Regions from separate parts of the Homo sapiens genome. Here region 1 is linked to region 2. A link is a loop called in an ENCODE intact Hi-C map of the cell type or tissue named here. Cell type or tissue: PC-9. All regions are shown on one strand.

What was found. Hi-C counts contacts between places; a loop is a spot of excess contacts. Peaks named below come from ENCODE experiments on the same cell type or tissue, not always from the same donor. Only the 100,000 strongest peaks of a DNase experiment are listed, where the experiment ranks them.
Region 1: a loop joins it to region 2, with 16 times the contacts of the local background. A loop is called at or near these places in 1 of 110 quality-filtered maps.

The regions. Positions count from the first base shown.
Region 1 is chr2:19,816,638-19,821,637 of GRCh38, forward strand. No RefSeq gene overlaps it. Among named protein-coding and RNA genes, the nearest start is that of LINC00954, 50 kb to the right of the region's middle. In PC-9, no CTCF peak of the experiment used is centred here; a DNase peak (open chromatin) is centred at 2,994; H3K27ac peaks cover 1,422 bases.
Region 2 is chr2:19,614,498-19,619,497 of GRCh38, forward strand. No RefSeq gene overlaps it. Among named protein-coding and RNA genes, the nearest start is that of LINC01808, 150 kb to the left of the region's middle. In PC-9, no CTCF peak of the experiment used is centred here; a DNase peak (open chromatin) is centred at 3,014; H3K4me3 peaks cover 684 bases; H3K27ac peaks cover 4,713 bases.

The sequences.
Region 1 (5,000 bases), 200 kb after region 2:
CCCATAAACTAGCAATGACTCCCCCAAGGCACCCTCAGCCATTAATACCTGTATTAGGGTTCTCCAAAGAAACAGAACCAATGGGATGTGTATCTATATAAACATAGAGAGAGGGAGGTATTTATTTTAAGGAATTGGTTCAAGCAGTTGCGGAGGCTTGACAAGTACAAAATCTACAGGGTCTGGCAGCAGCTGGAGATCCCAGGATGAACTGCAGTGTGAGTCCAAAAGTCATCTGCTACAGAATTCCTCCTTGCTTCAAGGTCAGTCTTTGCTCTTAAGACCTTCAACTGATCGGATGAAGCCCATTCACATTATGGAGGGTGGTCTGCTTTACTTCAAGCCTACTGATTTAAACATTAATCTCATCTTTAAAAATACCTTCATGGAAGTATGTAGAATAATGTTTGACCAAATATCTGAGCACCATGGCCAAGTTGGCACCAAAAATTTGCCATCACAATACCTCCTTCAAGAAGCCCTTTCTAGGGAGCAACCCACTGAACAGTTTCAGAACGTAGCCTTCCTCCCACGCAGCATCCCATGCCTTGAGGTTACTATGGTGTTTTACAAACATGTCAATCTCACCTACTTGAATCCGCACACCTCAATGGCAGAATCACTTCCAATTCATCTCTGTAGCCTGCTACCAGCCCAAACCTGACAGAGATGGCTCAGTGTCTGCCGATTGAAAGAACGAATGATCCCTGTAGGAGCTGGGGGAAGCTGATCCTACTTCCTCTCTCTTGAGAGGGTCTTGCTTCTCTCAAAACATCTTTTCAATAGACATTTGAACATGCAAAATAGAGGGGTTTTTTTGTTTTTTCTTTTTTTTTTTTTTTTTTTTTTGAGACGGAGTCTCTTTCTGTCGCCCAGGCTGAATGGAGTGCAGTGGCGCGATCTCAGCTCACTGCAAGCTCCTCCTCCCAGGTTCATGCCATTCTTCTGCTTCAGCCTCCTGAGTAGCTGGGACTATAGGTGCCTGCCACCACGCCTGGCTAATTTTTTGTATTTTTAGTAGAGACGGGGTTTCACCGTGTTAGCCAGGATGGTCTCGATCTCCTGACCTCGTGATCCGCCCTCCTCAGCCTCCCAAAGTGCTGGGATTACAGGCGTGAGCCACAGTGCCAGGCCCAAAATAGAGTTTTAAGGCAACCCAGTGTGGTTTCTTCATGGGGAGACAAGGTACACATGAGACCAGTTAAAGATTATAGCACACAAACCTCACTTAATACCAAGTTGGTACTACAAATAGTACCTTGAGTAACCCACTGTAAGTCTTTCTACTGATCATTTCTAACCAATGAGGGAAACACTTTAGGTATCCTGGATAAAAGCACCTTGAAGTCAGGATCTGAACATTGTAACAGGCCCTCTTGCATCTCACTCTGGACCAGGTTCTGAGCTGGTGTCTTTCTGGATGTCAGATCTGAAAACCCTGCAAACTAAACACATCTGATTCCCAAACCATCTCCTTGCAGTCAGGAATGGCCCATGCAGTGACGCATTCATGGAGGGGCTCCCACAGTTCCCAGCCCTGCCAAATCACTGACATGCTTCCCCAGACACTATGAATGGTGCCAGCAAGTCCCGCTGGAAGCCGAGTCTCCTCATGTCCTGATTCTGTTCTGTCTTCAGACAGACTCAGAGGGGAACATGAGCATGAAACACACAGCAATGTGGCCATCAGCCAGGGACATCAGAGCCCAACCCACTTCTTCTTGGGGTGAAGACAGACCTAGCATTGACAGCAGAGGGAGGTGTGATTTCCCCAGCAAAGTCCAGACTTCCTCACTGGGAGCTTTAGAAACCTCCAGGTGTGAAGGTTACTTAATAGGTGTTGAGTATAGGATCAGGGATCCATGAGGCCAGGAGGGTCAAAGAAGGAAAGGGAGCCTGGGCTAGGGAATGGCCTGAGGGTGAAGGACCTCTCCCCACCACCTTCATTTCTGGACTATTTGATGAAGGAAGGAGCAACCATTGCTCTTCACTGGTGTCGGCGGGAGGGGGGAAATACAGGTCTGGGAGATCTGCCTCTGATTAGCTGAGTGGCTCTCAGCAAGCTCCTTAAAAGTCCTGGTTTGTGTCACAGTGGAGGGGAGGTGATGGAGGACAGGCAGTCCTCGGGTGATTAATGGTGTCTGGGTTTCCACCTCCAGAATTAGTGCTCTAACTCTCTTCTGAGAACTGGATGCAAGAGTCTTTAGCTGGAGAGGTGCTCCCTTTCACTCCCCACCCACACACCCTGCTAAGTGCAGAGCCAGGCACACAGATTTCTCCATCAACAGCTCTTGGATTGATGAAGAAAAGCCTTCTAAAGGGAAAACATTGTTTTTCCTTGATTAGGGTGGGTTAGCAATGAATGAAGTTCCAGGACCCTGAATTCCAAATGGCTTCTCACTTGGGTCAGGTGCTTTCCTTGGTGGTGTTCTGCCTGGGGGGTCTTCTCCTGAGAACAAGGCCTATACCTTCTCCTGTCTTACCCTCTTAGCCAAGAACAGGACCAGACACCAGCTGCGTACTAGGTGAAGCTCCGGGGTGGAGGGGCATACATAGATGAAGGGATGGATAGAGACACTGAATGTGTTTGTGAAAGAGCACCCGGCCTCTGTAGACCCTGCCTTGGCCTGAACTGGATTTCCCTGTTCTAGTCATCACCCAGCCTTTGCTCTGCAGGGAAATATATGGGTGAGCGGAGAGCCACACATACTTCCCCAGTGAGCTTCAGCTCGCCCCCTCACCATCAATCTCCAGGAGGCTGGCTCCCCAAGTGGCTCATTGTTTCTGGTTTTATCTGAAACAAAAATAGACTCTTGCAAACATTCCAGTCTTGAGGTCATCAGTTCATAGGCCTCATCCAGCCCTGGCTGATGTTCCTCCCTCGAGCTCACTGAGGACACTGTGGCTGCCTAGGCACAGCTGGCTTCATTGCCATTGTGGCTTATTCAACACAGCATGTTCTTCCCTCAGGCCTTTTAGATGGTCCTTGGATATGAAGCTGTTCACAGACAGCAATGCCAAGCACTCAGACACCTTAAATAGCTGCCAAGACACAGACCTCCAGGGCCAATCATGTCCCTTTTGGGGAATGACTCAGTTACCACTCATGAGAGCCATCATGACTTCTCAGGGCCCCCAGGGCATACTGCATGGACAGGGCTTTCTTCCCATAATTCATTCCATGCTATGGGTGTTTGTCTATGTATCTTGCCCTGTCATTGGAGGGGAAGCTTCTGGTGGGTAGGAGCCAGGTCTGATTCAGCCCCAGGACCTTGCCAGGGAATATAACCAAATTCCTTCCTAGACAATTTTGTTAAAAGAGGCCGCATCAGGAAATATTTATTTATTTATTTATTTATTTATTTATTCATTCATTCATTCATTCATTCATTCACTCATTTACGGAAGGATAGACTAAAAGACACCCACTCATGCTATAGATTCTGGAATGTTCATGTTAAATTCGGCCAGGTCGTCAAAGCTGTTTGTCCAGCCTGTATCCTTTGACCACCACCTCCCATTCTTTTTTCCTGACTTGGATATTGTCACTGTGGCCCCTGCTTGCACTGGGAACTGGTGTGAGAAAGAGCCATTGGGAGACACTCCGATTGAGTTTTGGAAGGAAAGCCATCCAGTTCTTGACACATTGCCCCACTGTTGTCTAAGATTTTTCCTAAGAATCTGGTTTGTTATTATCCTATGGGTGCTGCTACTGCTCAGATTTCCCTATTTGCCTTTGCTGCTAAGAAGTTTATAGACTAATTGGTGGCCCATCGCTGGGAATGCATACACAGGATTGCAGTTTGAGGATTAATCTTACCTCCAACATTTTTATTTTCATACCCCTATTTTCCCTTTGCCCAACCCCCTATATTTTATTGTATCTTGCTGTTTATAAACTGCCCCAGGTTTGAGACCAGTTGAGGTCTAAATTTATTAATTAATAGATTAACTTATTTTAAAGTGTTATGAGGCCGGGCACGATTGCCTGTAACCCCAGCACTTTGAGAGGCCAAGGCAGGCAGATGGTTTGAGCTCAAGAGTTCAAGACCAGCCTGGGCAATGTGACAAAACCCTGTTTCTACAAAAAAATTAGCTGGGTTAGCTAGTTGTGGTGGCACACTCCTGTAGTTCCAGCTACTCAGGAGGCTGAGGCAGGAGAACTGCTTGTGCCCAGAAGGCAGAGGTTATAGTGAGACAAGATAGCGCCGAGATAGCGCCTTTGCACTCCAGCCTGGCCAACAAAAGTGAAATCCTGTCTCAAAAAAAAAAATTTTTTTTTAATTTTTTAAGTTTTATCAATGAGGGTAGGTGAAGTTTTGCTACATAATAAATAATCCCAATATCTCAGTGGTTTAACAACACGAAGATCAATGTGTGAATTTATTTACAACACTCCCTTATTTATTTCTAATGCAGCATTGCTAGGAGCTATGCTCCAGGCCATCACCATTAGAGGTTGCAACCTGACATAAACTTCTATTTGACATATGCTTCCATGATCACTGCAGCAGAAAGGGGAGGGTAAGCATGCATTGGCTCTTAAAGATGCCACACATTACTTCTGCTCACCTTTCACTGGTCCAAGTATGTCATATGGCCATAACTGATTACAAGCAGAGCAGAGAAGTACAAAACTACCATCCACCTGAAAGGTGGAACACCAGAATATTCATGAATTCTGTTCATGGCAAACACAATGCAAGCACAACCATATAATATACCATTCAAATTGGGACACTTTTGAGAGTGGAAGGAGGATCTAACAGTAAGAAAAACTAAATAATTTTCTTAAGATTTATGTGTTGCCTTGCAAATTGATTATTTTATTGATAGACCATAAAATTATTCTATTCAAAAACTAATTTCAAAAATAAAATTTCTGGCCAGGTGCAGTGGCTCACGCCTGTAATCCCAGCACTTTGGGAGGCCGAGGAGGGCGGATCACTTGAGGTCAGGAGTTCAAGACCAGCCTGGCCAACATGGTGAAACTCTGTCTC
Region 2 (5,000 bases):
TGAACTTAGAACAACAGAAATTACTCACTCTGAACAGAGAGTAATAGACTTAAAAACTTAATACAACCTCAGAGTTCTGTGGACAATATCAAAAGATAGAACATTTGCATTATTAGACTGACAGAAAAAAAGGGAAAAGATAGTGGGGTAAAAATATCCCCAAATAAATAATTCTGACTTTTAAAAAAATTTATCCAAAAACATAAACCTCCGGATACAAGATTCTGGGAGAACTTCAAACAAGATAAACCAAAAGAAATCCACACCAAGACACATAATTAAACTTCTGAAAATTAAAGACCAAGAAGATATCTTGAAAGCAGTGGGAGAAAATCAACAATCAAGAGAAAATCAAGAGAATGTGTTAGTCTGTTTTGCATTGCTTTAAAGAAATACCTGAGACTGGGTAGTTAATAAAGAGAACAGGTTTATTTGGCTTATGGTTATACAGGCTGTACAAGAAGCATGGTGCCAGCATCTGCTTCTAGTGAGAACCCCAGGAAGCTTTTACTCATGGTGGACAATGAAGGTGGAGCAAGTGCATCACATGGCAAGAGAGGAAGCAAGACAGAGAGGGGGAAGATGCCAAGCTCTTTTAACAATCAGATTATCGGGGGAACCAGCCCCCAATATTTCAAAGTCGGTTCTTTTTATTTTCCCTAAGTGTCAGCTGGTCAGAGAAATAAAGAGAAAAGGGTACAAAGAGAAGAATTTTACAGCTGGGCAGCCATGGGTAACATCACATATTGGTAGGTCCGTGATGCCCACCTGAACCACAAAACCAACAGGTTTTTATTAAGGACTTCAAAAGGGGAGGGGGTGTATGAACAGGGAGTAGGTCACAAAGATCACATGCTTCTGAGGCCAATAAAGATCATAAGGCAAAGGGCAAAGCAAAGATCACAAGGCAAAGGGTGAAATTAGAATTACTGATGAGGGTCTATGTTCAGCTGTGCATGTATTGTCTTGATAAACATCGTAAACAACAGAAAACAGGGTTCGAGAGCAGAGAACTGGTCTGACCTCAAATTCACCAGGGTGGGGTTTTTCCCCACCCTAGTGAGCCTGAGGGTACTGCAGGAGACCAGTGCATATTTCAGTCCTTATCTCAACCGCATAAGACAGACACTCCCAGAGTGGCCATTTATAGACCTCCCCCAAGGAATGCAATTCTTTTCCTAGGGTCTTTATATTATATTCCTTGCTAGGAAAAGAATTTAGTGATATCTCTCCTACTTGCACGTCCGTTTATAGGCTCTCTGCAGGAAGAAAAATATGGCTGTATTCTGCCCAACCCCGCAGGGAGTCAGACCTTTGGTTGTCTTCCCTTGTTCCCTAAAATCACTATTATTCTGTTTGATTTCAAGGTGCACTGATTTCACATTGTTCAAACACCCATGTTTTACAATCAGATTTCATATTGTTCAAACACACATGTTCTACAATCAATTTGTACAACAGTGGTCCTGAGGTGACGTACATTCTCAGCTTATGAAGATAATAGGATTAAGAGATTAAAGTAAAGACAAGCATAAGAAATTATAAGAGTATTATTTGGGAACTGATAAATGTCCATGAAATCTTCACAATTTATGTTCAGAGATTGCAGTAAAGACAGGCGTAAGAAATTATAAAAGTATTAATTTTGGGAACTGATATACATCCATATTAAAATGAAATCTTCACAATTTATGTTCCTCTGCCGTGGCTCCAGCTGGTCCCTCCATTCTGGGTCCCTGACTTCCTGCAACATCAGATCTTGCATGAACTAATAGAGTGGGAACTCACTCATTACCACAGGGAGGGTGTCAAGCCATTCATGGAAAGATCCACCCCCATGATCCAAACATCTCCCAACAGGTCCCACCTCCAACATTGGGGATGACATTTCAACATGAGATTTGGAGAGGACAAATTATATCAGAGACCTTCCCTAAACAGAAAGGATATGATAAAAGAAGGAACTTTGGAACATCAGAAAGGAAGGAAGGACAATGGAAAGAGAAAAAATATGGGTAAATATTATAGATATCATAGACTTCACTTTTTCTTTTCCTGTTGAGACAATTTTATGTGTAGAAGGGTGAAGAAACTTAAAGAGGCTGGGTGTAATGATTACACCTGTAATCTCAGCACTTTGGGAGGCCAAGGCAGGCAGACCACTTGAGCCCAAGTGAAACCCTGTCTCTACCAAAAATACAAAAATTAGCCAGACTTGGTGGCATATGCTTGTAGTCTCGGCTACTCAGGAAGCTGAAATGGAAAGATTGCTTGAGCCCAGGAGGTGGGGGTTGCCGTGAGCCAAGATTGTGTCACTGTACTCTAGCCTGGGTGACAGAGTGAGACTGTTAAAAAAAATAATAATAAAAGGAAGAAAGAAACTTCAAAGGAGGCATGGCATGGTGTCTACACTCAAACTGGTAAATAGTCATAAGTTATATATACACATACATATATATACACACACTTATGTATATATGTACATATATATATACACATACACATGTACATATATAAATGCCTATAGCTACTCCTAAAATTTTATTCAAAAAGATTCACTCAAATACACTATAAGTGAATCAAAATGGAATTCCACGGGGAAAGGCCACGGGGAGAAGAAAACTTCCAGATGAGCTTTGTAACAATTTTGACCAAATGTTAAGTGTCCTGGACAGAATCCAGGGGAGAAGGTGAACAGGGAGTGCAGATACAAGCACAAAAACTGCATCGGGGTAGGCCTAAAACCTGAAAGCCCTGCTTGCATTCTCAGCAGGGAGGCTTTTAGCCTGGAGCAAGTTCTCAGCTCTGCTCACCTCACCTGCTGCCTGGAAATAAGCTTGGTGCTGTTGGGGGAGCACTGTAGGAGTGACACTGGCCTTTTGGGTTGCATGGGAGCTGGGTGAGGCCTGTCACTGCCACCTTTCCCCCACTTCCCTGATGGCCTGTATGACTCAGAAAAGGCAGCCATAATCCCCCTTGTAACATAACTCCATCTGTCTGAGAACCACACCTTTATCCCCCACAGCAGCTGCAGCAAGCCCCACTTAAGAAGTGGCTGAACTCAGACACTCCTAACCCTTCCCACACCTCATGGTCTTTCTCCATGAACCTGGTAGCTGAAGACAAAGAACATAATCTCTTGGGAGATCTATGGCCCTGCTCACTGCCTGAGAAACTTATCCAGGCAACCCTAGGGCAACCCTGTATCCTCCCTATGCTAATGCAATCGATGCTGTCTTGAAAGCAACACCTCCTGGCTGGGGACCAATAAACACAAAACTAGCACACTAAACAAAACTATAACCAAGGACTCTCACAGTCTACTTCACTCCACTGCTACCTCCACCAGAGCAGGTGCTGGTATCCATGGCAGAGAGACCTGAAGACAGATCGCATTACACAACTCTTTGCCGACACTCCCCAGTACCATCCTAGAGACTGGTAGCCCCACAGGGTGGCTAGACCCAGAAGAGAAATAACAATCACTACAATTTGGCTCTTGGGAAGCCCTATCCCTAGGGGAAGGGGAAGAACACCACATCATGGGAGCACCCCATGGGACAAAAGATTCGAGCAATAGCCCTTGAGCCCCAGATCTTCCCTCTGACATAATATACCCAAATCTATCCAAATTAGAAGGAGCCAGAAAAACAATTCTGACAATATGACAAAACAAGGTTCTGTAACACCCCCAAAAGATCATACTAGCTCACCAGCAATGGATCCAAACCAAGAGGAAATCTCTGAATTGCCAGAAAAAAAAAATCAGAAGGTTAATTATTAAACTACTCAAGGAGGCACCAGAGAAAGGTGAACACAAACATAAAGAAATCAAAATATGTTACAGGATATGGATGGAAAAATCTCCACAGAAATAGACAGCATAAATAAAAAACAATCACAACTTCTGGAAATAAAGGACACACTTAGAGAAATGCAAAATACACTGGAATGTGTCAGCAATTGAATAGAACAAGTAGGAGAAAGAACTTCAGACCTCGAAGACAAGGCTTTCAAATTAACCCAATCCAACAAAGACAAAGAAAAAAGTATTGTAAAAACTGAGCAAAGTCTCCATGAAGTTTGGGATTATGTTAAACAACCAAACCTAAGAATAATTGGTGTTTCCGAGGAAGAAGAGAGATCTAAAGGCTTGGAAAACATATTTGAGGGAATAATCGAGGAAAACTTCCCTGGACTTGCTAGAGATTAAGACATTCAAATACAAGAAGCTCAAAGAACACCCAGGAAATTCACTGCAAAAAGATCATTGCCTAAGCATATAGTCCAAGTAATCTAAAGTTAAAACAAAGAAAAGAATTTTAAGAACTGTGAGGAAAAAGCATTGGGTAACCTATAAAGGAAAACCTACCAGATCAACAGATTTCTCAGCAGAAACCCTACAAGCTAGAAGGCATTGAGTTCCTATCTTTAGCCTCCTTAAAGGAAGCAATTATCAGCCAAGAATTTTGTATCCAGCAAAACTAAGCTTCGTAAGTGAAGGAAAGATACAGTCTTTCCAGACAAACAAATGCTGAGAGAATTCAACACTGCCACACCAGCACCACAAGAACCTCTAAAAAGGCTCTAAATCTTGAAGCAAATTCTTGAAATACCCCAAAATTGAACTTCCTTAAGGGATAAATCTCACAGGACCTATAAAACAATAACAATGAAAACAACAACAACAATGTATCCAGGCAACAACTAGCACAATGAATAGAATACTACCTACTTCTCAATACTAATGTTGAATGTAAATGTCCTAAATCTTCCACTTAAAAGATACAGAATGGCAGAATGGATAAGAATTCGCCCACCAAGTATCTGCTGTCTTCAATAGACTCACCTAACACATAAGAATTCACATAAGGTAAAGGTGTGCAAAAAGATATCCCATACAAACAGACACTAAAAACAAGCAGGAGTCGCTATTCTTATATTTGACAACGCAGACTTTAAAGCAACGAGTTTAAAAAGACAAAGAGGGACATTATATA